Regions from separate parts of the Mus musculus genome. Here all the other regions are linked to region 7. Evidence: chromatin loops called from intact Hi-C (ENCODE). Cell type or tissue: heart. All regions are shown on one strand. Region 1 overlaps Gm51680 (a long non-coding RNA gene). Region 2 holds the start of Tle3 (transducin-like enhancer of split 3). Region 3 overlaps Tle3 (transducin-like enhancer of split 3). Region 4 has its middle 27 kb from the start of Gm33643. Region 5 has its middle 72 kb from the start of Gm33643. Region 6 has its middle 8.3 kb from the start of Gm34828. Region 7 holds the start of Gm34974 (a long non-coding RNA gene).

What was found. Peaks named below come from ENCODE experiments on the same cell type or tissue, not always from the same donor. Only the 100,000 strongest peaks of a DNase experiment are listed, where the experiment ranks them.
Region 1: a loop joins it to region 7, with 6 times the contacts of the local background. A loop is called at or near these places in 15 of 42 quality-filtered maps.
Region 2: it touches region 7 in a loop (4-fold over the local background); 7 of 42 quality-filtered maps call a loop at or near these places.
Region 3: a loop joins it to region 7, with 2.3 times the contacts of the local background. A loop is called at or near these places in 7 of 42 quality-filtered maps.
Region 4: a loop joins it to region 7, with 13 times the contacts of the local background. A loop is called at or near these places in 16 of 42 quality-filtered maps.
Region 5: a loop joins it to region 7, with 11 times the contacts of the local background. A loop is called at or near these places in 4 of 42 quality-filtered maps.
Region 6: it touches region 7 in a loop (2.6-fold over the local background); 6 of 42 quality-filtered maps call a loop at or near these places.

The regions. Positions count from the first base shown.
Region 1 is chr9:61,017,778-61,021,777 of GRCm38, forward strand. The region is part of intron 1 of Gm51680 (a long non-coding RNA gene); the gene reads right to left. It overlaps Gm5122 (predicted gene 5122), which reads left to right. Exons shown (of 3, transcript NR_040767.1): 2 at 605-813; 3 at 1,163-2,020. Among named protein-coding and RNA genes, the nearest start is that of Gm5122, 2.7 kb to the left of the region's middle. In heart, CTCF peaks have their summits at 2,345 and 3,465 (motif pointing left); a DNase peak (open chromatin) is centred at 2,321; H3K27me3 peaks cover 1,986 bases.
Region 2 is chr9:61,370,737-61,374,736 of GRCm38, forward strand. Tle3 (transducin-like enhancer of split 3) reads left to right here and starts at 1,630. Exons shown (of 20, transcript NM_009389.2): 1 at 1,630-2,725; 2 at 3,217-3,317; 3 at 3,779-3,842. The coding sequence starts at 2,702. In heart, CTCF peaks have their summits at 1,508 (motif pointing right), 2,702 and 3,568; DNase peaks (open chromatin) are centred at 745, 1,575, 2,785, 2,975 and 2 weaker places; H3K4me3 peaks cover 4,000 bases; H3K27ac peaks cover 4,000 bases.
Region 3 is chr9:61,377,198-61,381,197 of GRCm38, forward strand. All of the region lies in intron 4 of Tle3 (transducin-like enhancer of split 3), which reads left to right. Among named protein-coding and RNA genes, the nearest start is that of Tle3, 6.8 kb to the left of the region's middle. In heart, a CTCF peak has its summit at 2,190 (motif pointing right); DNase peaks (open chromatin) are centred at 624, 1,604 and 3,434; H3K4me3 peaks cover 1,438 bases; H3K27ac peaks cover 593 bases; H3K27me3 peaks cover 2,142 bases.
Region 4 is chr9:60,893,547-60,897,546 of GRCm38, forward strand. No RefSeq gene overlaps it. Among named protein-coding and RNA genes, the nearest start is that of Gm33643, 27 kb to the left of the region's middle. In heart, a CTCF peak has its summit at 2,116 (motif pointing right); a DNase peak (open chromatin) is centred at 2,155; H3K27me3 peaks cover 2,721 bases.
Region 5 is chr9:60,938,601-60,942,600 of GRCm38, forward strand. No RefSeq gene overlaps it. Among named protein-coding and RNA genes, the nearest start is that of Gm33643, 72 kb to the left of the region's middle. In heart, a CTCF peak has its summit at 1,693 (motif pointing right); a DNase peak (open chromatin) is centred at 1,731; H3K27ac peaks cover 607 bases; H3K27me3 peaks cover 1,411 bases.
Region 6 is chr9:61,828,747-61,832,746 of GRCm38, forward strand. No RefSeq gene overlaps it. Among named protein-coding and RNA genes, the nearest start is that of Gm34828, 8.3 kb to the left of the region's middle. In heart, a CTCF peak has its summit at 1,730 (motif pointing left); a DNase peak (open chromatin) is centred at 1,715; H3K27me3 peaks cover 1,715 bases.
Region 7 is chr9:61,896,687-61,900,686 of GRCm38, forward strand. It overlaps Gm34974 (a long non-coding RNA gene), which reads right to left and starts at 2,086. Exons shown (of 6, transcript XR_001779199.2): 1 at 1,803-2,086. In heart, CTCF peaks have their summits at 1,939 (motif pointing left) and 3,325 (motif pointing left); DNase peaks (open chromatin) are centred at 1,945 and 3,315; H3K27me3 peaks cover 2,879 bases.

The DNA.
Region 1 (4,000 bases), 880 kb before region 7:
GAGTTAATTCTCTTCACAGTGTGGGTCCTGGAGGTGGAATCTGGTTCTTCAGACTCGGTGGCAAGGAGACTTTACCTGCTGAACCATCTTGCTGGCCCCTTTATTCCGTTTATTGAGGGCTGGGAAATGAAATGGCTTGTCCAGCACGCTTTCCCAGACATAGATACTCATACAAGGACACAGATGCCATACACAGGCTCACACAATCAGACACAGACACACAGACACACACACAAACGCTGACATACACATAGACATACAGATGCAGGCACACACACACACACACACACACACACACACACACACACACAAAAGCCATAAGATGGCAGAATTAGAAGCAGAACTGAGGTTTATGGCCCTGCACTCCTGCCTCTTCACCTTCCAGACCTCTGAGCATCTGATAGCAGGGCTGAAATAGACTATTCCAGCCTTGAGCTTGTGTGTGTGTGTGTGTGTGTGTGTGTGTAAGGCAGACCCCTACAGGCCCTTGTGAATGGGGCTTGCTTCTATGCAGGTAAGCAAGAGAGATCAGAGGGGGATCCAGAGTCCCTCTTGGCTGGAAACTGTCTCACAAGAGCATCAGCAGGTGTCTCTGACGTGCCAGGGACAGAGTGCCCACCGGCCCCTTGGAGCTTACGGCTCTAGGAGGAAAGCAGGACAGGCAGAAGAGCTGCAGACAGACGTCAAGTGATGAGCCGAGAAGCTACTCTCTGAACGTCTTCCTGTATGAGAGCAAAGCATCATGGACAGATCCTTTGGAGATGAACACTCAGAGGAGCCAACTCACCAAGTGGAGACTGGGACACATTCCTGGTGCTGCTCCAGGCTCCTCTTCTCCTTCCGCTTCTGATCCTGACCGGTTTGTCAACCACTGAGTGAGAGTAGAAACCGAGCTGTCTGTCTTCCAAGAGACAGGGATGTCTTGGGGTGCAGCTGGAGGGAGGGCCCTGGGTCCCCAGCTGTCCACAGTGGATTTCAGCCTCCACTGGGACCTTTGCCTACAGAAGGCTGGAAGGTGGACCCTTCCTGGTTGGCATCTGATTGGCTGGAAGGGAAGGGCTTCTCTCTGGCTGCTGGTGGTGATGGAGGGATGGTGGCTGGGTGTCCTAGGGACCCTGAGTGAGTGAAGATGAATCCAGCTGTTTCCTTCTGCTCCTTCTAGTTGTAGTCAGAAGACAATGGTGTGAGAGCACACAAGGAGAGAGGTCGGACTGAGGCGAGAAGACATGAGCTTCAAGAGAGCAGCATTTGAAGACAGAACCTCAACCAACTCTACTGCAGACTGTATCCAGAACACATTACCACACCCATCAAGATGCTCTCTGGGCAAGCGGCTCTCCCTCACACTCACATCCTGCCTGCCCTCCTTAGGCATCTGGGGTGCCCCAATCTCAGTTCTCTCTGCTCTCATCAGAATCATCCACAAGAAAAGACACACCAGCAGGCTATCTCCCGTGCAAGCCTGCAGTGGCTCCCATCTTCCCGAAGTCTGGGCCTCCCTCTTCATTCCCCTCCTCTTTGTCTTCTATGTCACCGACTGGACTTCAGGTCACTCTAGGAACCCCTATATACCATTCTCTCCTCTCCCAGTGCTACCTAGTTTAGGGTTGCCAGATAAAATAGGGGTGAACTTTTGGGCCTAAATTTTAGATAGAAGATAAAGCCTTCCTTAGAATGTGTGTGTTCCAAGTGTCATGTTCATGGTTTTTCTGAAGTTCAAATGCAAGTGCATACCTTGCCCCGGTCCTTACTAAAATCTCATGCCCAGTCTACCCCTTCACACCCATGCATCCCTGAGCTCAGGAGTCTGCTCTTTACATGCTGTTGGGAGCAACGGTGGAGAGCTCTTCTAAAGGGATTTAATTTTAAATATGTTTGTTTATTTAAATAAGATATTGAATTTTGCATAGATGTATTTATTTTAAATACATTTTTCAGTACTGGAGATTGACCCTAGAGCCTCACACTTTAGCAAATTCTCTCATATTGGTATTCTCCCTCCTTTCCTCACTCCTCCTCCATTAAAAAAAAAAAAACTATGAAATAATTCACTTGTTGTACATGGGCTGTCCTGGAGACCACATTCTGGTGCCTTCCCTGCCCTCTCATGACCCAGACTCTAAGGGTTTTAGGGCAGGTGGGGAGAGACAGTGTCCTAAGTAAGGAATCTGGGTTCAGTGGCAGCATCTGGGGGGGTTGACTAGTGAGACCCGGCTGTCTAGGTTTGTAAGGTCACTTGACCTGGAATGTGAGGAGGCGGGGCACCATCCTGAGGTCTCTGCTGGCCAAATGAGTGCCAATCCTCTGGACCTCACAGGCCCACTTGGTGGGGCATGCAATTTGAGGTTATGGTCACTAGGGGTCAGGCTTGCACGTCAGTGGCTAAACTGATTTTTTTTTTTTTTGCAATCCTGGGGCCTCCAGGCTGAACAAGAGAGACAGTGGAGTGTTTTCCTGTGGATTCTGTGACCTGCAGATCCAGAGAGTGGCTGGTTCTTCTCTATCTTCGCATGTTCCTTTTTCCCTTCTGGAAGGTTCATCTCCAGCCCTTTACTTCAGATGAGCTTGTGGAAGAAATTGGGTAGGTGATTGGTACCTGGCAGAGACTCTGGGTTGGGTTTGGGAAGAGACTTGGGTCTTAGTTTCAAGCCTGCCTCGGTGAATATCCTTAGTAGGTCAGGTGACCTCCTGTACCTTCACGCATGGAATGGGTGTGTCGAACAGCGTGGAGATATGTGAGGCTTCTGGAGCTCAGAATGGCCGGCAGGCAGGGTGACTTCTGTAGGGGCAGCCCAGCCCTTGTCAGACTGCTCCATGGTGCGAACAGGCATGGGATAGGAAGACTGGAGAAGAGCACATGACGGGAGTTGCCATGAGAATCATTATCTGGTCTTTTAGCTGTGGGTGTGCGGGTGTGGGTTTTGGAAGAGAGGGCATAACACAGAGAGCAGGCTTCACTGGCTTGGGGTCGCGTCTCCAGTGGGATGGCTCAGTGCCTGTGGGCAGGTAAGAGCTAGCTCTCCTGAATGAAGAACACCAGTGCAGGTGTGCTCCTAAGTCAGGCCAAAGCACACATGCTGTTGGACTGCTGGGGTTTCTGGGGTAGCTCAGTGCATTCCCTGGGTGGCTGCTGCGCCCTGGGAATTCTTCTCTGTGGGCATAGCTGCCGTTAGGGCAGGGTAGTGAGCACCACGACCCCACAGTGCTCAGCTCAGGTACGAGAAGAGCACTCAGAGAGCGCTCAGCATAAGCTCAGGGTTGTCTAGCCTCCTACAAGACACTGTGCCAAATAGCCAATTAGTGTTTTAAAAAGTGTTCAACATCCCTCGTTACCAGGGAAAGGCAAGTTAAAACTACTTTAGGAGTACTTGCTGTTCTGGTAGAGGACCTGGGCTCAGTTCCCAGCACCCAGACGGCAGTTCACAATGGAGTACAGCTCCAGTTTCAGGGGATCCAACGCCCTCTTCTGGCCTCCACGGGCACTGCACCCATGTGGTACATATACATCCATGCAGGCAAAATACTCATACAAACAAACAAACAAACAAAAAAAAATCTTGAAAGAAAAAAGCCCTTCTTTGAGACACCTGCTCACATCAGTCAGAAGGGATACCATTAAGAAATCTGACCCCAAAGGTTGGAGAGGAAGGGAAGGGTCCTTCATTACTCTTGGCAGGAGTGCAAGTCAGCACAACCATTGTGCAAACCAGTTTGGAGTTTTCTCAAAAAACAAAAAAAAACCCCAGACATTAAAAATAAAACAATCATGTGTCCTGGCTCTAGCATTCCTAGACTCCAAAGCACTCCATATCCTACCACAGAGACATTTGCACACTCGTGTGCATGCCTATGTGCATACCATTGCTATGTTCACAATAACAGGGAAACGTGACCAGCCTATGCGTCCATCAACCGATGAGTGGATAATGGGGATCTGGCACATATACATGATGAAATAGTATGCAGTGGTGAAGAAAAATGATGTCACAGAATTTTCAGG
Region 2 (4,000 bases), 530 kb before region 7:
GGGGAGGGCAGAGAAGGGGGAGGGGAGAGGGAAGCTCCAAAGAGGAGCCATTTTGAGACTAATGGATGCTTTGGCCAGATGCTCGCATCTGTCGAGCTAGGCTTCTCCCTGCCCCCTCCCCCTTTTCGGTGCGCATCGTACACGATTTATGTTTTTATTTAGGAGAATAAATAAATGAAGAGGGGAGCGTGGTCGAGGCCGGAGCGGGCGCTGAGAGGCTCCATCTCGGGGCGGCCGCTCACGTGGAGGTCCCCGCGCGCTCCCAGCTACTCATTAAGATGCAAACGCGAAACTCAGGCTCCTAATGAGGGGAAAATATAGATTCCGGGGGCGCGCGGCCGGCTCGCGCGCGCCCGCAACGGGCCAGGAGCGTGTGCTTGCGTGCAAGCTTGGTGGGAAAGCCGGGAGGGACCCGAGGACACCTGGGCGGCCCACTCGGCGTTGGTTCTCCGAGGCCGGCGGACCTAGGGTGGGCAGTGTGCCCTGACGTGACCCTTGTCTGCGAGCAGATGGGCCCCAGAGTCGAATATCTACGCCTCCTTGGGTGTCTATGCTGGTGACCAGGGACGCTCCAGGCTCGCAGTCGCTCTTCCACGGGTGGCTGCCGATGCATGTGCCCAGGCAGGCCATCAGGCCAAGAAACGGGGTCGGAACTCTGGGTCGTAGCCAGGAGGGCCCCAACTCCGTGCTTTCCCTTCTTCACCATCTCGGGCCCGGAGCACTGCTGAGGAACCCGCCTTGGCAAGGCTGCGGCCAGGACGTAGCTGTCCCCAAAGGGCAAGAGCCCCAAATGGGGCTAGCCGCACTACTGAGCCTGTTGTCCGCAGACTGCCAGGCCCTTCCATCTGCGCGGCCCGCCAAGCCAGAGTTCTCAGACTTCCCCCTCGCCGGCAGCCGCCTTGCATCAGAGGCGCTGTTTATTTGGCTTTCTGAAAAGAAGGGCGAATGAACAAAGGAGAAAAGCGGGGCGCCCAAGGGTGGGAGAGGGGGCAGAAACGGATAAAAGAAAGAGAAACTCAGTTTGGAGAACAGTCTTAGAGGTCGGAGGTAACTTTGGGTGCCAGCATTTTATCGGTCCTAAATCTTTTGAAGTGAAAACATTAAACTGACAAAGTGATTCTGTTTGTTTTATAGTATCTAATTGGGCTGCTTTGCAACCCTAATGAGATTAGAGGGGGGCAATCGTTCGCCGCCTCTGCAGAATCAACTGATCCATTACTACCAGCCACAGGTTTTAAGGATTGTACAGCTTGTCCTTTTTTCCCCCCCTTTTGTTGTTACTCGTTTTCTCCTTCTCCCCTCCCGCCAAATAATTATTTGCTAGTAGATCGTGGGAAAAAAAGAAGAAAAAAAACCTAGCAGCCCAGGACTATAATATATATCTATTTATTATATGTCTTTCGGTTAATTCCTGATGTGAGGAGCGCTGTTTTTCACTCCCAAGCGAAAGTCACCAGCGGGTAGGGCCTGATTGCTACTTTTCATGCATAGTTTTAGACACAAGAGGGCATTGTGACGTCGCGCCTGGCGGCGCCCAGTCGCAGTCCGAGTCCCGTGGCCCCACGTGGGAGCCTCGCACTCCCATTGGCCAACGCTAGGCGAAGCCGCCACATTATTTTGTTACTTTTCAGTCCCTATTTGGAACTGCTCTCGCGGCAGTTCAGACCTCGTGCTCGGCCCCCTTCGCCTGTCTGTGTGTGGTATCCGCAGGTCCGAGGCACTTTTTTTTTTTTTTGAGTGCGTGTACGTGTGTGTGTTGAGTGCGTGTGCTTGTGTGTTTTGGGGGTTTGTCGGGGCGCGGAGAGGAGAGCCAGGCTGGGAGGAAGGAAAGAAGCCGCAGAGCTCCCGGGCTCGGGCTACGTCTCCCCCTCCGGTGCTCTCCAGCCTGCGCGCTCCTAGGCGGCAGGACGCAGACCGCTCCTCGCCAGAGACGCGGCCGATCCACTTGAAAGCAGAGGACCCCTTCGCCGAGGCTTCCTATGCCGGCTGGAGTTAGGATGCCACGGCTCATTATTTGCACCGACTGAGCCCGGAGTTCCTCCTCGACCCTGGGAAGGGCTGGCGGCGGCGGCAGGAGCAGACGGAACAGCAGGCTCTCCTCTCCGAGGGGGGTGGGGGGGCGTCGAAGCGTCCTCGCTGGGCTCTAGCCCTCACCCACGGTCCTCAAGCCGTCACCTCGGTGGCCTGCTTCCTTTCTCTTCTCGCCGCGAGCTCCGGGCCCGACCGCCTCTGGGATCTGACCCGCGCGCCCCGGATGCTCCGGGCTGCCCAGACGCGCCCCCCTCCAGCCTCATCGTCCTGATTGACCCGTGAGGGGACAGGAGAATCCCCCTTCCCGCAAACCCCCGGCCTCGGGATTCCGCACTGGAGCCGCCAGGGAGCCGATGATGTCCACGCAGACCCGGCTTCTGACACTGTTCACGCAGCCGGGGGAAGGCGGCCGGCCGCAGCCGGCCGAGCCCTAGGCGCACAAAGCGCGAGCCCGCCGACGACTTTGCCGCTCGCTCCGCCGCTCTTTGTCTGCACTTGGGGCGCACGCCCGACTCTGGGATTTCGCTGCGAGAGCGGGCTGGGGGGGCCGGGGGCGAGCTCTCGGTTCCCCGGCCGCCCCCCGCTCGGGCTCGCCTCCCCCCTCCCCCGCACGTCCCCGGCTCGGGCTCTCAGCGCTTCCAAGCTCTCGGAATCGCGACCCCTCCCTGCCATGTATCCGCAAGGCAGACATCCGGTGAGTAATTGCAACTAGGCTTATTTAAGCATCTATCATGGCAGGGTAAACGAGGCAGTTTATCTAGCACCTCCATTTTGCTTGTTGCTACCTTTATGGTGCGCGCGCGTGTGTGCGCTCACACAAAGGGGCTGGGTGGGTGGGGGCGCCGTAGAGAGCCAAGGGTAATTGCGCTCGAGTGGCCCGGGCGGCCTGCGTTGGAGGGGGACGCTGGCTTCCGCCCCGGCCCCTCTCCTAAGTCTTCCAACTCGCGCTCTCGGCACTTGGCCGCCAGAGCCCTTTTGGCTTTGGGGGTGGTCGGGATGCCCGCTTCCGGGCCCCGTCGGGAGAGCGTTGAAAAACTTGCTGGGAAGGTTCTGGGCTGTGGGGTGGTGGCCTTGCCGGAGGCTCCCGGCGGGGAGGGGGCCAGGGACCCAGAGGAGGCACGGGGCCGCGTGGAGCCCTTCTGATGTGCCCACTCCTCTCCCCTATGTTGTCCTTGTGGGCTCCAGGCACCCCATCAACCCGGGCAGCCGGGATTTAAATTCACTGTGGCCGAGTCCTGTGACAGGATCAAAGACGAATTCCAGTTCCTGCAAGCTCAGTATCACAGGTAAGGCGGGTGGGGGGTGGCCCCGGGCTGGCGAGGAGGGCGGCCTTGCGCGCTCCTGCTACCCCCCCCCCGCGGGGCCGAGGGGGACGTCGACCCCCGGCTGCGGGGCGGCTGGGCCTCCGCCTTTTGTTTCCCCTCACCGAGCGCGCAGCCTTAACCCTTTGCGTTCTGCGATCTCCCAGCTCCTAAAGCCCGCCCTGTCGAGGGTCGGGGTCTTGCGCCTTCGTCCGGGCCCGCCCCCGCGTGGCCGAGACGAGTCCCCTCGCTAGATCAAGGGAAGTTTGGAGTTGGTACTGCTAGGCTCCGGGTGGTGGGCAGCCACCCTCACTGCCCGGAGGATGCTAGAGAATGGGTTACTCAGGGTGCCGGGCAAGTGAAGTGGTCCTCCTAGGCCCTAGGGTCCAGGTCTCGAAGGAGGCGGTGTAAGCGCCAGGCCTGAGAGTCTCTTCCTGCCCTCACAGCCTCAAAGTGGAGTATGACAAGCTGGCTAACGAGAAGACGGAGATGCAGCGCCATTATGTGATGGTGAGAGGCAGCCCGCAGCAGGGCGGAGGGAGGGAGGGCAGGGCAGGGCAGGGCACCCAGGCTTTGGGACAGTCGCAGACCCGAGCTAGGCCCAGCTTCAGGACAGCCCCCTGGAGGGCTCCCTTCTTCAGCTTCCTCTTCCCTGCCACTTGGAGGCC
Region 3 (4,000 bases), 520 kb before region 7:
GTTGTTGTTATAAGAGCTTCTAATTAAGGTGTAATATGTCCTTGCATGTCGAGGGCTGCATGGGTGGTGTTGCCCGCGTCTGAATACATGGTTGTTTGGCACAAAGAAGTCACCTTGGCTGACAGAGCAAAGCTATTCTGAGCCCCGGGGATGCTGTGAACTCAGAAGAGCTAAGCATCTCAATGCTCTCTTGGTGGTGGGACTTCTGTGCAGAGAGCGGCTGTGTTCATCTGGGATATCTGGCCATTCCTCACATAGGATTCTCAGATGAGAAAATGCCCGAGATCTGGCCACATTGTCGTTCATCCTCTCAGCCAGGGGTGGGAGAGAGGGACCCTTACCCTCTTTTTTATAGGTGGGGAGACCAAGGTATCCAGGAAGCCCTCATGGCAAGACCTAGGGGCTTATTTCAGAGCCTCTGGGTTCTGCAGCTGAGCTGCCATGCTCCAGGTGCCTTCCAGCCCCTTCCCGGCTTGAATGCAGGCTGAGCAGTCTCTGGGTTGGGTGAACTCACCCTGTGGCTGTGGAGGAACAAAGAGGCAGAGAGGTGGAGAAACCCTGACTGGGAAACAGGGCAGTACACCCCTGACCTAATGGCGTGCTAGCCACTCCCTAGGCTTGCAAGGTTTTGTAGAAGAAAACCCTGCCACTAATTGTAGTGTGGGTCTCGGGTGCATTTGGCGGATGGTGGTTAGGCCTGAGCAAACAAGTTTATCAGCTGACCTGTTTAGCGGTTGACTGGTGTTTTATCTGCACACACAATCAAGTGACTGGAGTGCTTGAATTATTCATGCAGTGTCCTGCCCTCTAGACTTGACTGTGTGATTACATCTGCCTGGAACAAACAGGCTGGATTCTTCATCTTTAAGCGAGTAGGGGTGGGGGTGGGGACTGGATGTACTTTTATATAATAGATAGTCTACAGAGCTAGCACCTTGGGAAAAGTCTGTCTAGTCATCCTCAACCTACACACACACACACACACACACACACACACACACACACACACACGCACTTCACCACCACCACATATTTTTTTCAAAAGCTCTTCTTCACTGGCTCCATGGGAAATACCAATTAGCTGAGAACCTTTCGTTCTGCCAGATGGTCCCTGGTATTGACAGAGGGCAGCTGATGAGGTACGTCCAGCCCGTTTTTATTTTACTGAGAGGTTAAACTCACTGTGGCTGGCTCTGTCCCTGGCTGTGCCCCCCCCCCCCCCAATCTCTCTTCCAAGCTGTCAAATCTCAGAGAAGTAATAAATGGGTCCTCCTACTCTTCTGCCTCCCTCCCTAATTATGGTAAAGCAAAGATTACAGAATCACAGGCCTGGCCTGTGACTTGAAGAGGTCACCACCTCCCCCAGGCTCCTGCTTCCAGGCAGAGTGTCAAGGATGATTCAGCGAGGGCCAGGAGGCGATGATGGCTGACCGACCGGCCCATCAGTTCCCGTCTTGTTCCCGTAGTGCCTTTCCAGTGTCAGCAGCAGATGACAAAGCCAGCTTAGAAACAGACTCCAGAGCAACTGTCATGCAGTGGCTTTGAGGCGTGGTGCTGGAGGAAGCCAGCCGGGAGGCTGGCCTTTCACCCTCTGTTGGTGAGCACTGATGTTTGGCAAGCTGACTTGAGGCATTTTGATTTGGGGGCAGCATCATGCCAATACTAGACAGTCACTATTTTCAGTAACCCAAGCAAGTCCCAGAGCCCCAGAGCTGGAAGAGCGAGCGCTTTGGCTTCTCATCCAAACCTTTGAAGTCATGGATGAGGAAGTAGGCTCAGAGAGACTGGAGCTGGCATCCCCAGACTGCCACAGTCACAGGTGGTGGGATCGAATGCTGTACTGCAGACTTGCCCTCCCTACCCCAGGACTCCTCTGGAGCCAGCCCCTTTCCGTAACTTCGTAGCATGCTGTGTCTTTAATTACCTCTGCTTGTCCCATGCTATTTATTATCCAGCCAGGCTCAGGCTGCAAACTTGGCTCCACCAAAGTCCAAAGTACCCCATTTGGGGTTGTATAACCGTGTCAGCTGAATGCTCTGTGTCCACAGACCTGTCCCCATTTGCCAGCTATTTGCACAACTAATGATTGTGTGTTTGGTAATAAGACAGAGGGCAGGTTCACAGATGAGGCGAAGGTGGTAATAAATAAATAAATAAATAAATAAATCCCTCACCGTTTTACCCTGACCACAAGGTGGCCATCGGCACAGGGCTGAGGACTGAAGGCCGACCATAGGCAACAGTTTTCTGGAAAGACCATGCCAAAGAGTTGACAGGCTTTGGTGGCAGTAGGATGGGGATGCAGGCCCTGGTACTAGGGGCAGTGCCTGTTTGTGTGGCATCTGGGTTGAGCGGTGAGATTGACTTCTTTGCCGGGAGCTCCTTCATTCCCCCACACCGTGGGTTCTTTGACTTTAGCTGCCTTGTTGCTCTACCTTGGAATTGTGGGGGTTGTGTGATCTCCCCAGCAGGGCACCATCTTTGCTGTACCTTGGGAATTACTGAGCCTGAAGCTCTTTTTAACTTTGTCCCATCCAGCTAGAGGGTGACCTAACCCTCTCATCTCAGGCTTCAGTGGATCCCTTGTCTGTGGTAGACGATAGAAGTGTACAGAGCAAAGCTTTCTGTACTCCTCCCGAGTCTTTTCCTTCTTGTACACCTGACCATTGAGATGACCTTAGGACTAGATGAAGATAGAGAAGCCTGCTGGGAAGCCCTACTCCCAATTCTACTATTCCATGCGCTCTTCTGAGCAGGGTTGTGTGGTTACCGGGGCTCCTTTTCTCCCTGCTCTTTAGAATTCTCCCTCCACCCAGGAAGAATCTCATTTACTTAGGGACTCCTTTACTTTTTGGTCCTCAATGCCACATTGTTGAAGGGGATTGTTGAAGGGGGAGAGAGTTGGCCAAGAAATATAAAACATTTTCCATATAGGAAAATGTTTTTCTGCATCACTGTATAAAATCCAGGAACACCAGGAGCCAGGAGGAGATAAACAGCTCTCCGCAGGGCTCGCCCGTGATCTGGCCTCGTGGATCTGAGATGAACCACTTCATCTCAGAGCAGTGGAGGATGCCCCTTTGCCAAGCACACAGTGTGTAATAGGTGCTCAGTAAACACGTGAGGGTTTCCTTCTTTGGGTTGTGGGCGGGTGGGTGGCCCTACACTGCACAGAGCCCTGGGAAGGAAGTGGGGGGTTGTCATTGTGGGCTGCCTGCTGGTCTGCAGCCTCTCTCTGTGGCTGAGCATACAGTCTCCTCATCAGCAAAATGAGAGAGTTGGATCCATTCCCAAAACGGTTATTAGGGGTCTGGGATGTGCTGGGTGTGGGCCCGGGCTTGGTTACCCAGCCGAATAAGACACCATTCCCTCCACTGGGGCATCAGGCCTCTAAATAAGTAATTGCGATGCGGTGAGGTAAGCGCTAATGTGGCCGCAGCGACACTTGCTTCACTCTTCCTGGGAAAGCAGAGACGGGTCAGAGAGGATGTCCCTGGAGGAGGACTGTTACTTGAGTGGGGCCTTGCAGGGAGGGTGGGAGGGGAGTTGTTAAAGGCAGACGCCAGCAGCCAGAGCTCCTCCCAGGTGACAACAGCTCCTGGGACGGCAGTGAAGTACATTTAGGAAGCCACAGTCAGGAAGAGTGGATTGGGGGAGGGCAGGGGCCGCACTTGAGAACTGAGAAGGTGGTGATATTGTACAGCACAGCATTATCCGAAGGCCTCTCCACCCTCACAGTCACGACTCGGTGGCTCCCTCTGTCCCCATATGGCTCTCCAGGGCTGGCTCCAGTCCATCTGGCAGGGGGTGGGGGAGGGGGAGGCTCCTTGCGAATGTGTGGCCCCCCCTGTCTGCTTCCCCACCATCCTGCTCTGATTTGAACTCTATTCCCCAAAGTGGCATTGTCTCCTTTCTCATACTGGTAATTCTGTAATGACTGGGTATGACCTGCCCCTCCCCCATATTTAATTCTCATCAGCCCGGCTCTCCACTTTGCTAT
Region 4 (4,000 bases), 1.0 Mb before region 7:
CATCACCCACTGTGACATATGTAAGTTTGCAATGTGGCCCGGTGCTTGTTGTAGGGTTTCTCTGAACCAACTATGTCCCTTCTGTCCACATTTACAATTCAAAGTATACCAAAGCAAAACCCCACCCTCGCCAGCCTCATACAGGAAGAGACTTAGCCCTATCCTCAAGGGAGACAACCCAATGTCTCCTAAAAGCTGTGGCCAGGCCCCGAGTGTATGCACAGGTTCTCTGTGACTGAGCGGCATTTCTCTTGTTCTGTCAAATTCTTCCTCAGACTTCTGCATTCTGGTCTAGCGACTTGATTGTAAAGTCAATGACACTAAGATGGGGCTATAATGACAGGAACGATAAGGGTGATTAGTTAATATTCATGAGTCTAATGAGAAGCCGGTTCAGCAATGATGCTTACACATGGACTCAAGGCTACACTTAAGACGCTTGTCATCCGCACCAGTTAAGACTCGCTTTGCCTTCAGCTAGATCTGCTACATCTGGCCTCTTAAGGTCCCTTTCTGAATAGAATTGCCACGTCGGTGGTGTGCCTGGCTTGTTTTGTATCGTTTTGTGCAAGTGGACTAGTAAAGACTAGTGGACTATTCTAGAGCAATGGCTCTCTCATCTATGTGAGGTGTCCAAATCGGAAACCATGGGGCTGACCAGAATCCATCCTGCTCGTAGACCTACTGGTATCCATGCAGCAGCACTTCTGGGTAGACCCCTGTCCTCCTCCTGACCCACACACTATGATGAAAATCCTGGGTGGGATGCCTCCACCGGTGTCTGTCTCTGTGCCACCATGCTTCTCACCAAATTGTCCTGTCACTGGGGATCTGCCACCACATTCTCTTCTCCATGTTCTCACTGTTGTCCTGCATGGCCTTTGCAATGATGCCCAAGTTCTTTAATTTGCAGAATAGGAATTTTTAACGCCATCTGCCTCTTTGGCTTTGTGTCCTACCTTGCTCAGCCCTTGTCTGACTACACAAGGCTACTGACATATTAAATGCTGCTCCCTCAAACTCCTGTCCTAGTCTCGTCCCTTCTGGTGTCTTTATGTCTTTCCACAAGTCCTCTGCCTGGGCCCTTCAGGAATTTGCCTTCTTCATGCGTCTCTCTCCCCAGTACAAATGGAACTGTCCTTTCAGGCACCCGTGTGTCACCTCTGCTGATTATTCTTTGCACGAGGCTAGAGGGAGAGATGAACGAGTGCTGCCCAAGTGTCTATTGCAGTGGCCATGGTGTGTATGACTGCAGACAGGGGTGTTGGAAAAGAACCATGGGAGCTCAGGCCTCTGGCTTAGAGAGTGTGGGGCACACTGTGACTGTCCCAGAGCCTCTCTGTGTCATGAATGAAGAGCTAGTGAAACCGGCCTTAGATGCTATTTGAGGACTCACCTTAGGAAGTAACCACGCATCTCTGCCTCTGCGCCCCAAGTGACCCCAGAAAAGAGGGCTCACCGAGGCTTCCTTTCTCCAGGTGCCTCTTAAGAAGAGGGGACTACAGCTCCATGGGTCACAGGGATGTCACCTGTTCTTGAGCCTCAGCAGAGCAGTGACCTCCCGACAGCATGCTTCCTTGCAGGACAATTTCTTTTATAAAGCCTTTTCCTCATTTTGATCTGAGCTCTGTCTTGCTGAGGTGCCTAGATCAGTTGCTCACCCTCCTCCCTCCCTCATTCCCTTCCTCCCTCCCTCATGCCCCTCCTCCCTCCCTCATTCCCTTCCTCCCTCCTGCTTTCCTCCTTCCATTTCCCAGTCTCTCTCCCCTTTCTCCATTCCTTTCTCTCTCCCTCCTTCTCTTTCCCCTTCTTTCCTCCTCCTTTCCTTCCCTCCTCCCTCCCTTCCTGTCCTTTCTCCCTCTCCTCCTGTTTAGTCAGACAGCCTCATATGAAATCGTACTAAGTATATTCCAGACAAAGGCCTCTGGTTTTATTTTGGCATGATTAGGGCAGGTCTGTCAGCATTCAGTGTCGATTTTTGAGAAGAAACGGTGTGGGTATTTGACTCCTAACCCCCTTAAATTTCTTCATGCAGATTTAAGTCTGTCTGCTCCCAAGTCCTCCTACTTTGGAAGGGTTATGTGAGTGTCACAGATATTGCAAGTGGGCAGGAGGTGGCAGGAGAGAGCCATGGTGGCCTCAGCAGGACTGTGAAGACTTAAGAGTCACAGGAACCAGTCCATAGGGATAACAGGGAACCCTTGATGTGAGCAGCAGGAAGAGAAGGGAGGGCACAGACACACCAAGGCTACCAGAAAGGAGTGTGCAGGTGTGGTGAGAAGGTGGGGAAGGGGGAAACTGCACGGAGAGTCTGGGGAAAGATTCTTGAGCCCCACATGGCAGTGCAGCCCCAGAATTAGCATGTCCCGAGAGGGTAATGGGTAATGGGTCACGGAACCCAGGGGTGATGTAATGTTATGCCCTGACCATAACGGGTACCATCAAAGACTCCGTGTGTCACAGTCTCGTGTGTGCATAGGCCAGTGGAACCCAGAGGTCAATGAGGGGTGTCTTCCTCTATTGCTTTCCACCTTTGTTTTTGAGACAGGATCTCTTCCTGAACTTGTACTCAGCTGGGTGGCCAGGGAGCTGCAGTGAGCCTGTAACCACCTCCCAGGACCGGAACTACAGGCATGCACCACTGAGCCCGGCTTCCGAGGGCTTGAGGCTTTGTGCCTGTGCAGCAAGCATTTTTACCAACTGATAATGATAATCTCTTAATGAAGGAGAGTTATTGTTAATTTCAAACTGAAGATGATACTGTTGATCCCAATTATGTTGCAAGAAAATCTATGGGGTATGTGTGTGTTTATGTGTATGTGTGAATGAATGAATGAATGAATGAATGAATATTCAGATTTTACATTCTATATGGCAAGGAAAAGAAAATGATCAAGTTAACAATGCTTATTTTTTCTAAATCTGGCCTCTGGAATTTGTGCAAAATGTATAATTAGACACTTTCAGGGCGTTCAACTTTTGAGGATTAGGCTACAATGAACGGAAGGCTGCGGACTTTGCTTAATACTCAGAAATGAGGGTGGGCTTTCCTAAAGGCAGGTGTCTGTTAGCCCAGTGATCTGGACAATCACATTAGTGGCCCCTGAGTTGTTTCTCCGACACTGACCATGAGCTGGTACCCTGCTGGCCTTGATGGACAGAAAGATGAGCGCCCTATTGGATTCTCTTCATTCTACTACCTGTCAGGTATCAGAGTGGGATAAGCTTCTGCCCAGGACACAGGAAAGGTTAAACCACGGTTAATCCTGGAGGACCACAAACTACAGACCAGGGCTGTGCTTTAAGTGCTGGAAGGTGGGTCTCAGGTGAGGCAGTTTGCGGAGGTGGTGCGCCTTCAAGTGATGAACCTTAGTGAGTGATAATTAGATAATTATGTTGTTGCCCGAAGGCCATCACCTTTGAAGAGATTAACATAGTTCTCTTGGTACCCTTCTTTGTTCTACCAGAAAACAGTTATAGAAAAAGAGGCACGCTGGTCCCTAATCTTCCTGCCTTTGCATGTGACCTCTTCTACGTATGGCCAGTTCTCTTTCTGTTTCTCTACCTTGCTGGGACACAGCCAGAAAGCCCTCAGCAGGGTGCCAACAGCATGCTGTTTGAAGACTTCAGCCCTCAGATCACAAGCTTAGAAATTTTCATTAACTTATAAGTAACCCAGACTTAGCCATTCTGTTGCAGCAGCACAAAATGAACTAACACAGTTTGCACAAGGAAACATAGAGTCCTCTCATTGCAGGATCCTGTGGGGGGCCTGACAGAGACTGGCTGGTCTGTTTGGCTTGCCTGGTAGAGATAGTCCCTAGAGGAGTGGACTTAACAAGCCCCGGCCGTGCACTGTCCTGGTAGGGACGGCTCCTCCTCCTGGACTTAAGAAGCCCACCATTCTACAAGAAATTGAGAGGATCCTGACTCTCATGACCCAGAACAGCGGCATGAGCAGTATCCGATGGTTTTCCCTGTGACTTTGTAGACACCACAC
Region 5 (4,000 bases), 960 kb before region 7:
ATGAGAATGGGGAAAAAATAAACAGGTGAATGAATCTGCCTTTTGTCATAAACTTTCCTTGGAATGACAGTGACTTTGTCAGGTATAGGTCATGTGGCCATACTTAGCTGCAAGAGAGTCTGGTAAAATGACTGCTTTAGTTGGGCGTATTGCCTCCATATAAAATCAGGAGTGAATCATTAAGGAAAACTTGAAAAATAGCGATTGGAGAGTCAATTAGCTGTGCCTGCCACAAAGCTCATCTTAAACAGAGTTAAGTGGGCTGGGAGATCCCAGGAGCCATCTGGGTTATTTGGAGATGAATGAGACAGCCCTGAAGGAGTTGACAACTTAGAGGGGGAATACAGACAACTAATTGTAACAACAAAACATCACATTACATCTTAATATAATGCAGTTCAGGCAAGGAGCAGAAGTGAGTATGGGGGCTTTGAGGGACAGGGAATACAGCTTACTGGGGTGGGAAAGGTCGTGGGGGCAGATGTTAGTCAGTGGTAGCATGTTCACTGGATAAGGGGGAGGTGTCCTTAGACAAGGAGACTCTGCATGTGAAATGGAGTATGGAGAACATAAGGTCTTTCCATGAAGGGGGCATCAGTTCTGAGGTAGAATGTGCAAGGTGTAAAGTTGAAGGCAGCGTACTTCCAGAACCATCTCTACTAGGCTCAGATCTTGGCCTTCATACCAAAGGTTCTGAGGACATGGGAATGACTCAAGGGAGCTGTCTTCAGACAACCCCCCTGGTAGGAGTGTGGGCAGCTTTCCTCAGGCAGGGGCAGAGAGATTTGGAGGACAAGAGAGGACAAAGCTGTTCCAGAGATCCTTACAGCTTTCCCATCTCTAAGGTCACCTGGTGTTGTTTCTGAATAACTCCAAATAGAAGGCTGAGTGGGAAGGGTATGTGTGTGTGTGTTTACGTGTGTGTGTGTGTGTGTGTGTGTGTGTGTGTGTATGTGTGTATGAGTATGTGTGAGTGTATGTTTTTGTCTGTATGTGTGTGTTTATGTCTGTGTGTGTCTGTGTGAGTGTGTGCACACACGCCATCTTGCTGAGATAGGCAATGCATTTGCTGTGCTGTGTGGGGTTTGGGAAGACAGCAGAGAGGTGTCAGGTCCACATAGATCCTTTCCTTTTTCAAAGGGAGGAAACAGCCTTGAGAGGGGCAAGTAGGATGTCCAAAGTCACACATTCTTCCGTTTGTCTGAGCTGACTGGAATCGAGCCCAGCACTTGCTAAAGGGCAGCTCTGGCTTTTTTAGCTGTGCTATTTGCCACCTGTCACCTTACAAAATAGGTGCCTGGGAAGGTAGCACGCAGACTTCGGGAGGTGGGGCGGGTGGAGGTTGTCTTTGACGTTTAGCATGAACTCTTGTGAATATATAGGTCAGGTACAGAGGGAGATGCTGGGCAGAGGACCTAGGGATAGAGACCTGGGAAGGGATAGCAGCCTGGAGGGAAAGGTTGCTATGGATGTGTAGTCCTGGCAGCAGTCTGGGGAGTCTTTGAGAGGCCCTCCATCTGTGCTCACAGAGGCCATCAGTGTCCCAGATGACTTGGGCTCCAAGATGCCCAGTTTATTTTGGTTCCTGACCTCTTTGTTTCCTGAGTTCTTGAGATCTGCAGCTGTGGCAGGAGAACTGGTCTCTCCTTCGGAGGGACTAGGGCTGTACAGGGAAAGGGTCCGAGATCTGCCCGCAGGGGGCGCTGTGGACAAGAGCAAGAGGCACCGCTGCAGCAGCTGGCCTGGGTGGGACTCCAACCAGGCTGATCCCACCAGTAGGGAGTGAGGCACTGCAATCCAACCAAGCCCGGGAAAGGGAGAAACGGACTCCAGACTTCAAAGGCATTCCCAGAAATGTGAGAGCAACTGGAAGCCGGGCAGAAACAGGCAACAGCCCCCATGGAGTGACCTGCGTCCACCAGGGAACCTTGTGCTGCATTTAGTGGGGGCAGGATGCATTTCTCCAGCATCATGGGGGTCTATGATGTGGGGCCTCGGGGTCCTCCCAGACAGAGTCTGCGCAAATAATTCCCATCAAAGGCCAAAGCCCATGAGTGATTCCACTTAGGAAAAGATTTGCCTGCGGCTTTACAGCTGTATTTTGCTGGAAAGGATCACGCAGGAATCCAGGAGGAGTTAATCTGTTTTGCTTTGCGGCAAGAGTCAGGCTTGCATTTCCATGCAGTTTGGGAGCTAGGCACATTCCTCCTCTGTTGGGCCTGTTCCCCCATTAGAGAGGTGAAGGGATGGAACCAGGGCTTGGTCTCGACCTTCTACCCAAGGACTAAAAGAGACTCTTGATCACCCGCTATGCTAAAGTCTCTGTTTACCCTGGAGAGGTAGCAATGATTCACAATATGCTGAGGGCCACATAAAGTGTTTCTGGTGTCTTCTCTAGATTTAGGGGGCTACACACAAGATTCAGACAGGACGCACATTTTGAGGAAGAAACTGGATATCTAGTGCAGGCAACCAATTCAGGATCCAGAGAACTGTTAAAAAAAATAATGGGGGGACGATGTGCTGACCACCCATCTGCCAGCCCAGAACCCATTTGCTGGCCCCAGCATCCTTCTTGGTTTTGCACTGGTACTTGCCTTCCAACCTAGTGCTTGCTTTATGGAAGGTAGCCTGGGCTGAGCCGTCCACATTCAGGTATGAATGAAAGGTGTAACATGGAAGTGAGGCTTGCAAAGAGGCAAGAATGGGGTGTGTGCTTGTGGCTGGGGTGTGCAGAGAAGCCCTGGCAGACATGATCTGGGGAAGAATGTAAGGAATGGGGTCTCCTCTCACCCACCTGCAAGCTATCTGCTGTCATGTGTGCTGGGGCTCATTAATTGACACACACGACCTCTCTCCCCCCCCCTTTGCCCCCCCCCCCCCAATATCTCATCTCATCTCAGGTTAGCCTTGAACTTACTATGTAGCTGAAGATAAACTTGAACTTCTGATCCTCCTGCCTTCCCCTCCCAAGTGCTGGGATGACAGGCATGTGCCACCCTGCCTGGTTTATATAATTTTGGGGTTCCAACAGGGGTTTTATGAGTGCTGGCATTAACCTGCCAGTTTCATTGATCTCCAAAATGTGATCCTCCCCGTTGAGACTAGAGACTTGCCTGTAGGGTCATCTAGATTCTAGAGTCCCAGCATGAATGTTTGTGCACTGTGTATGTGCCTCGTGCTTGCAGAAGCCAGAAGAGGGCATTGGATCTCCTGGAACTGGAGTTACAAATGGTTGTGACCCGCCCAAGGTGAGTACTGGGAACCAATCTGGGTCCTCTGCAAGTGCAACAAGTCCTCCTAACCATTGAGCCATCTCTCCAGTCCCAAATACTTATGTTTTTGATATTGATCTTCATACTCTTTTTTCCTGAGTGTTCGTGATAGGGGGATGGCCAAAGGAACCATTGGATAATGGAATGGAAAACAGCAAAATTGCAGGTGTAAGGCCCATTCATGCACCTCGGCAAATAGCAAGAAAACAAAACTCCCTAGGAAACAATACATCCCTCCTTCAGGCCCGCAGCTCTATGTGGGCAAATAAGCAGAATCAGCTGGAACCTCACCAGGGAACCTGAAGGCTACTCTCCTCTAGGAGGAGAGGGAGAAAGGCCGGGAACTGAGGTTGGAGCCCAGTGATTTTCATCTTAGCTTTAATGTTTGAATCTTTTATGAGTTAGGTCATTAAAAATTAATGTTGAAAAAAATTTGGCCTTTCTTGTAGTTGTCCCCCAACCACCTATTTTCAGCTTCAAGGTGAGGTTCTTCCCTGTGGGGTGCGTGCTGTGCTTGCTCTGTCAGTCGCAGAGCACATGCGGGTAAGGGTGAGGTACTTGGCCCAGTTCATCTGTCACTGCCTGCTACCGACTTTTGGTGTCTTTGATTGGGTCCCTCTCAGCTCTGCCTTTCCAGGTTCTGCACCTAATTTCCTTATCTTCTTCACAGACGACAGCCTCCAGGGGCCCCAGGCATGTGTCACTCTGCTTTGACATCCACTGCC
Region 6 (4,000 bases), 68 kb before region 7:
TTTTATGCCCACTAATTCCCAGCCCCACGGGGACCATTTTCAGTTCATCTCCATATGTCTCATCCCCGGTGGCTTTGCATCCTGCTGGGCCTATGTAAATAACCAGATGCAGGGTGGGCCTAGTGGTATAACAAGACACTCCACAAGGACTGAAGATGCCTCCAGTGATGAAGAGGAGGAAAACACTAGCACCCTACCTCAGGAGCTCTAAGGAGGTAACAGGCATCTGAGAGCCATCCAGGGTGCTCACGAAGCCCAGTGGTGAGGGATTAGCTCTGTGGACACTGCTGAACTCTAAGACTCTAGGATGGAATCCTGGGAGTGCTGGAGACATCCAAAAAGTGGTCTCTCTCCCTACTACATCCCCAAGCATCCAGAGCTTGAGCCAAGGTAAATAGACTGAAGGACTGAGGAAGACTTGCATCTCTAGCCAGTCCCACCCAGGAGTAGCCTTATGAAGAGGTTGGAGCCTCAGGAGTTGGCCATCCTAGAGGAGGGACAACAAAGTCATTCCAAAAAGAAGTACCCCACAGCTGAGTGCCAAGGAACAGTTCCATGTCCCGCCCCAATCCATCCCTAGGTGACTGCCCACAGATCATGCCTGACATTCTGGAGGACAGATCATCTGCCCATGTGGGAGGGGTCACAGCCGGGAAGTAAAGGACAGTGACCTACAGAAGACAGATAGGGAGTGTGGGAAATTTGGTGTCACTAACAACCTCTCTTCCTAGAGAGCCAAGCAGGGCTAGAGGTGACAGATTTCACCTGACCTTGGTCTTGTGTGATCTGGAGATGTGTCAATCATGACCACGTGCCAACACCAAAGGAGATCAAACAGGAGCAGAGGCTGGAACAACTCCTGGCAGAACAGCACAGCCAGCTAACAACTCTCAGAGTCTGTTTCCTTCCCATCCCTTCCCCAAGACCAAAGTGCCTCCCTGAGCCTGATCCTCAACACATGGACCTCAAGGTACAAGGACCAGATGAGAACCCCAGATCACCTGAGCCCCTTTTTACAGAGACGGAAACCGAAGCTCTGGAAAGGAAAGGCTCAGCAGAGCATACATGCAGCTGCTGGAACGGAACACCAGTTCAAAGCAGAGCAAGGATGAAGCTCTCCATCCCACATGGCACCACCCCTGCATCACCCCACCCCCAGGCGCATCTGTCCGTGAAAACTGTTACTGTCAGTCGCCGCCCTCCCCAACCTCCATCCTTCCCTTCTTCCTGAAACCAGAACATTGTGCAGAGTAGAGAGGTGGGAGTAGGGCAGCCAGTGGGCAGAAGTGTGATGGTGAAACTCAAGGTACTGGAGAGAAGAAGTCTGGGGACAGCCTCATCACTTTGGGCCATGCAGCCTGGCTGTTGGTACACTGCGCCCCACTGTGCTTTGTCCTGGCTCCTAGCTTGCCCTCCCAGGTTTGACGCACAGCAGTGAAATGCAGAGCTGACCGAGAGAAAAAGCACCTAATCATGTAAGACCCACTCCTGAGAAGCCAAGGCGCGTCACACCCCCAGGTCCTGGTCCCAGGTGCTCTCTGTAGCCCACTGGATGTAGTTGGCCTCATACAGCCATATGAAACTACAGTTAAAAAGGCACAGCAGCAATCCGGAGCTCTCCCTGTTTACGACAGAGTACCACCTCCTACAGCAGCCGCACCACCTTCGCCCACACATGCCTGATGCCACCAAAACAGGCTGTCACAGCAGAGACAGGCCTCTGGTGCCCTCTACTGTTTGACACTCCTGCACCATAGCTGGAGGATGGCACCAAGGCTGGCAGGGGAGACTGGGGAATGGCACCTGCCCCCATTGGGTTGTCCCAGTTTATAACAGCCCCTCCATCCATTTTCCAAGGGGATCCAAAAAAGCATGATACCGCTGCCAGGGGTAGATCAGCAGGGTGTGTCTTGTTGACAGACCACCTAGAGGAATGGCTTGCTAGTGAGCCAGCATGGTAGTGCACATCTGTAATCCCACACCCAGAGAGGCTGAGGCAGGAGGATCCCAAGTTCCAGCCAATCTGGGATGCCTAGGGAGACCCTGATCAGAAAAGAGCTGCTAGTAAGACAGGCTCCTCTCCATCATGGACTGTCTCTCTGCAGAGGCTGCTTCCAGTGTCCCCAACTTGTAGTTCAAGGTCATCACTACTCACAAGGACAATAGCCTCCCTAATTCTGCCCTACTTAGGATCCCCAAGAGTCAAAGAACACAGAAGTAAAATAGCTAGAGATGTATGGCTAGGTATGGAGAGCCACATACAAAGACACATGCCTCTCTCTCCTCTCTCTCTCTCTCTCTCTCTCTCTCTCTCTCTCTCTCTGTCTGTGTGTGTGTGTGTGTGTGTGTGTGTGCGTGCGCGCGCGCTCATGAATATACATATAAAGAGAAAGAAGGAGGTCGAAAGGGAGAAGGGGAAACTGTTGTGAACTGTCCCCTGTCCACTGTCTGCAGAGCTGACCAGTGCCTAAAGCTTTTGGGACGAGATGACATAGCCGGGAGTGTCTAACCCACCTGACAGCAAGTACAGGCCAGAATATATGGGAATTTGGCCCAAGACAAAACTTTAAACTTACTTAAAATACTATGAAGTGGTTTCTGTTGCAATTTTTGTAACTTGAGTGCATGATTCTCAATCACGAACTCTGTAGATGATGTCATTCTGCCTGCTGCCACTCAAAATAACCATAGGCCTGGTCTAGCAATGCCTGGGCCATGGGTAGGATGTCCCTGGAATAAAGTGCAGCTCAAGACAACTCTTCATCAACCAATATGCCCCCAGAGAAGCCAAAGAGAGGGGCTCCTCGGCTCTAGATCACAGTCTCTAGTTCAACTTCACAACATCGGCCTGGAATCCACTGGATTTCTAATCACCTAGACAGAAACAGGCAGTGGGCTTGATTGATTTAAATGTTAGTCTCGGACATAAAATATTTTGTGATACCTTGGCTGGTGTCTGACTAAACCACCAGTCACCGTAGCATATGCAAATCAACACATGCCATCAGCCATCGCACTCCTCGTGGGCTTTGTGTGTCCACCAAGCATGTGCCAAAGTATCAACTCTGCGCCAGATCATGGGAAACCTTGTGTGTACAAGGCACGTCTCTATTCTTTCACAGTCTTTGTTAACCTGGGGCTTCCTGGTCCAAAGGGCCAGCCTTAACAGATGAATTGATTGATGACTTATCTTGCTTCTGTGTCACGATGCTTGGCAAAAGCAACTTAAGGGGAAAGGGTTTGTTCCGGCTCACAGTTTCAGTGTGCAGCCCGTTGCAGCAGAGAAGGCATGGGAGTGGGAGCTTGAGGCAGCTGGCCACGTTGCACCCAGGGTAGTCAGGAAGGAGATGTGATGTGCTGCTGTTGTTTATCTCACTTCCTCCTTCTCTTCAGCCTAGGCCTCCAGTCCCTAAAATGTGCACCCAAGTTAGGGAGATTCTTTTCATCTCAGAGAATCTAGTCTGGATCCTCTCAGGTATGCCTAGAAGCTTGTCCCCTAGGCGACTGTAGATTCTGCAAGGTGACAATCAATATAAGCCATCAGGACTGGAGAGATGGCTCAGTGCATGAATCATTCAGATGCCCATGTAAAAGCCAGGAAGGTATGGCAGCTCCACCCTGTAACTCCAGAATTTGTATGGCAGGGCAATCTCAGAGCAAGTCGGGTAGCTCGACAAACCCAATCAAAGAGCTCTGGGTTCGATTGGCAGGCCTTGCCTCAATGAATAAAGTAGAAAACAATCAAGGAAGACACTTCAATCTCCAGCAGCCACACATATGTGCTTGTACATGTACACGTATACACACGTGCCTACACACATGGGAAACCCATATATACAAGTCTGGCGTACATATTACACACACTTATCCATGAAAGAAAAAAAATCACACTCATCACCACATTATGTTCATGTCTGGCTAGGTCCAGTGGGTATCACAGACTGTGATCTTGAATGGAGATGCTAAGCCTAACCTTTAACCTCCCCCACAACGCTCACAA
Region 7 (4,000 bases):
AGGGACAGGATCACAGACAACTCCTTGAGTGCAGCCAGCAGTGTCCATATGCAAAATGACTTGTCCAGTAAACCAGTCCAGTGCCCTGCATTAATTAGCACAGCTCCAGGACAGACCTGAGGTCCTGAGGCAAAGCCCAGAGTCACCTTAAACCCAGGGAGCCTGACCTCCCAACTGAATCTTGCCACAGTCACCACAAGAATCAGGAAAAGGCCCTGGACCTCTTGGTCTCTTCCCAGTGCACCGAGTAAGGTCTTGCAGGCTTGGAAGGCATCAGTGGCGCATGCCTCCTCCTGTGCACGGAGCACAACCTCAGGTATACCCAGGAGGTATAAACAAAACAGTATGTATGAGAGGGATGGAGGGACTTCCCTAAAACAATTAGTAGACTGAATTAAGTTGTATTCTAAATTACTTGAAGGTGAGATGAAGGGAAAGGTGCCCTTGGCCATTGCTAACGCTGAATGGCAGAGTTCTGTGCAGAGTGACCAGTGACCGCTTGTTAATGTCCCTATTAGTCTTGCCGTGACCAGGAAGCAAAGCCATAAGCTTTTTACAGCCGGACATGATTGTGTGTAGCGCATATAAACACGCTGGTCTGTTTTTCCTAGATTTTAGAATATTGGTTAAGAGACTTGCCCTGACAAGTTACAATATAATTTTCCCCCTTGAAAAATAATAGAAAAGTGGGGTATGGTGACTAATACCCATGACTCCAAAACTCTAGAAGTAGAGGCAGGAGGATCAGAACTTCAAGGTTATCTTCAGCTACATAGTGAGTCTGAGGCCAGTCTGGAATATATGAAAGTCTGTCTCAGATAAATTTTTCCTTGCTGAAACAAAACAAATCAAAATATTAAAAACAAAAGTTTTCAAATATGAAACTAAGGGGCTGTGGAGATGAGGTTTCAGTAAGTATTAGACCTGAGTCCAGGTCCCCAGAACCAACTCAAAAACCAAGCAGGGCTGCGAGCAGCTGTCACCCCAGCACTAGGGGGACAGAGACATCACGCGTGCTTGCTGGCCAGCAAGCCTAGCTGAATTGGTGAGCTCTGGGTTCCATGAGACACTCTATCCCAAAAACCCAGGTGCAGAACAGCAGAGGAGGACCCCAGATGCTAACCTCTGCTTCCACAGAGCATCCTAGTCACACACATTCAGACTCTCACCCCCTATTTCCCAGAGACTAATGAATTCACACACTTCCAGGTCAAGGGATTTGTGTCATCTAGGAAAGTAGAATCACACAATATGTACCTAGCTTTATCACTTTCAACGTTCATCCCCATCCCAGACAAGTGAGAGATTGGAGGCTGGAGAGATGGCTCTGTGGTCAAGAGCACTGGCTGCTCTGCCAGCGAGTCCTGGATTTGATTCCCAACAACCACATGGCGATTCACAAGCATCTGTAACTCCATTTTCAGGGGATCTGATGCCCTCTTTTGGCCTCTGTGGGCACCAGGCACACATATGGTGCATAGACATTCATGCAGACAAAACACACACACACACACACAATTTTATATATATGTATATATATACATATACATATATATATATATATATATATATATATTTCTGAGGAACAACACTCAAGGCTGACCTTTGGCCTCTGCAGACATATTCACACATATGCATGCATGAACACACACACACACATACACACACACACACACACACACACACACACACACACACGGTGGGGGGGGGGGGAGGCAGGTCGACAAAGCTGCAAGAGGTTAAAAGACTTACCCAGAGTCACAAATCAAGAAAGAGGAAAGAAGAGATTCCAAAGTACCTACCTTATGAACCTCCGGTCCTCAGCTCTCAGGCAGAATTCCCTCACTGGCCTCGTCCAGGCTGAGCCTCTTTCAGAAAAGCCCATCCCTTCTCTGGAAAGCAGCGGCTCTCTGCTGGTGCCACGGCGCCCCCTGCTGCCCACTCTCATTCCCTCCTGCTGGATCAGTTCCCACTGTTCAAAAGACGATCCTGATCTCCACTTTCTCACTAAACTCCTTTACCCTCTTGAAGTCCCTCCTGGAGCTTGGGGGAAAAAATCAGGGAAACGTGGACATCTCTGGTCTTCCAGTCTTTGACAAAAAGGACAAAACACCCTCGTATTCTCCCACCCCTCCAGCCACCAATAAGGAAAAGAGCAACTCTGGATTCTGTCAGAGACTGGCAGGGCACCCTAACTCCAGCTCTTCCTACTCTTCAGGCGTGGGTAAACTGAGTCTTAAGTTCCTCATCTGCAAATCAGACCCCACATGCAGGGATGGGGGGTGGTGGTGACAAGACTGTATGTCTAGCACCCAGAGTCTGGCAAGTACCAAAGACAGACCCTCTCTTTCCTGACCCACTTCCTCTTCTGGCTAAACAGACACCATAGGCATCTAGCCATCACCTGCTTTCCTTCAATTATCACCCTAGGATACAAGGCACAACAGAGAAACTAAGGCTCACGGGCATAGAGCATTTTGCCTCAAATCATGTAGCTGGCAAAAGCCAATGACAAGATTTCAACCCAGGCGGCCTGACTCTAGTTGCTAGACTCACAGTCACCTTGCCACGGGGTATTCCACTGTGCAGCAGAAACCATGATGATGTCTCATATACTGTCGAATGTGTGGAGTCCGTGCCAGGAAGGGTAGGCAACAAGAAGAATTCACAGCACTGAAGAATTTACTATGATAAACAGGGTGATGGGGTCCATCCCTGCAGGCATCCTAGAGAAGGCACAGGCTGAGCCAAATCTCAATACAGCATTTCTGGAGATTTGTGGAACCAGCTGTCCTCCTGAGAAATGTGCACCCAGAAAGGCTGACATCTCCCAATGTCACAGGATCCTAGGAGGGAAAAATGGCTGGCTGGGTCTTCGACATAATGAACACATGGGTGGTGTATCCACCCAGGCCAGGCACAACGTCAAGTCATCACCCTGACTGTAGCTGCCACTGCCACTCTAGTGCCCTTGCACCTGAGAAAACAAGACATCTGAGTGGGTGGCTTTCTCAAGACCTCAGTTTCGAGTGACAACTCAAACGCAGGCAGCCCAGAGTCAGAACCCTGTGCCGCACACACCGAAGCCTCATGCGGCTCCCCTTCCTGGGTCCTCACTCTCCTTTCAGCTCTATACGGATGATCCTCCTGGGCGCGCTCCCTGGAGACTTCGTAAAACTCAATTAAAAAAACAAAACAAAACAAAAAACAAAAAACTGAACTCCACCTCTTTCCCAGACTTCAGAAAGAGCCAAAGACGCTTGGATAATGAGGAAACCCGATCTGATCCGACGAGTCCCAAGTCGCTGCTGCCCCCTGCTGCCCAAAAAGAGAACGCCACGGACTCAGCCCTACAGAGTACCTGGGAGGCCGCCTGTGAGAAAGGCACAGGTAGCCCTTGAGTTTATTTATTTCTATCATCAACCGACAGATGATGATGGTGTATATTTTCAGTGTACCACGTGGCATGTGATAACTGTAGAACAAGTGGAGATAAATAACGTATCCATCGCCCACAATTCTTATTTTCCACGGTGAGAATGTTTTAAGCTCACACTTTGTAAGTTTACAACACGTTAGTGCTAACTCTAACCACCACGCCATGCAACAGACCTCAGGAATCTCATCCCCTCTGCCTGAATGATCCATAGAGCCCAGTTCTACTACCACTCCCCCCTCCGTTTCTGCTAAATACCATCCTACATGCTCCATTCTGAAGCCAGGTATGATGACACACCTTCCTGTAATCCAAGCACTGGGGAGTCAGAGGCAGGAGGATCACCATGAGTTTGAGGGCAACCTGGTCTATGTAGTAAGTTACATAGCAGGACTTTGTCTCAACTCCCTCCATCCCCACCAAAAATATATACGTTCAGGTTCACCATTGCTGCTGTCTAGTACCTGGCTGATAGGAAGCCACGTTCTCAGTGGGGAGAAAGTAACTCTCTGTCCCTGAGCTGCATCCTCAGCTCAATTCAGCAGTCTCTGACTCCACACAAGC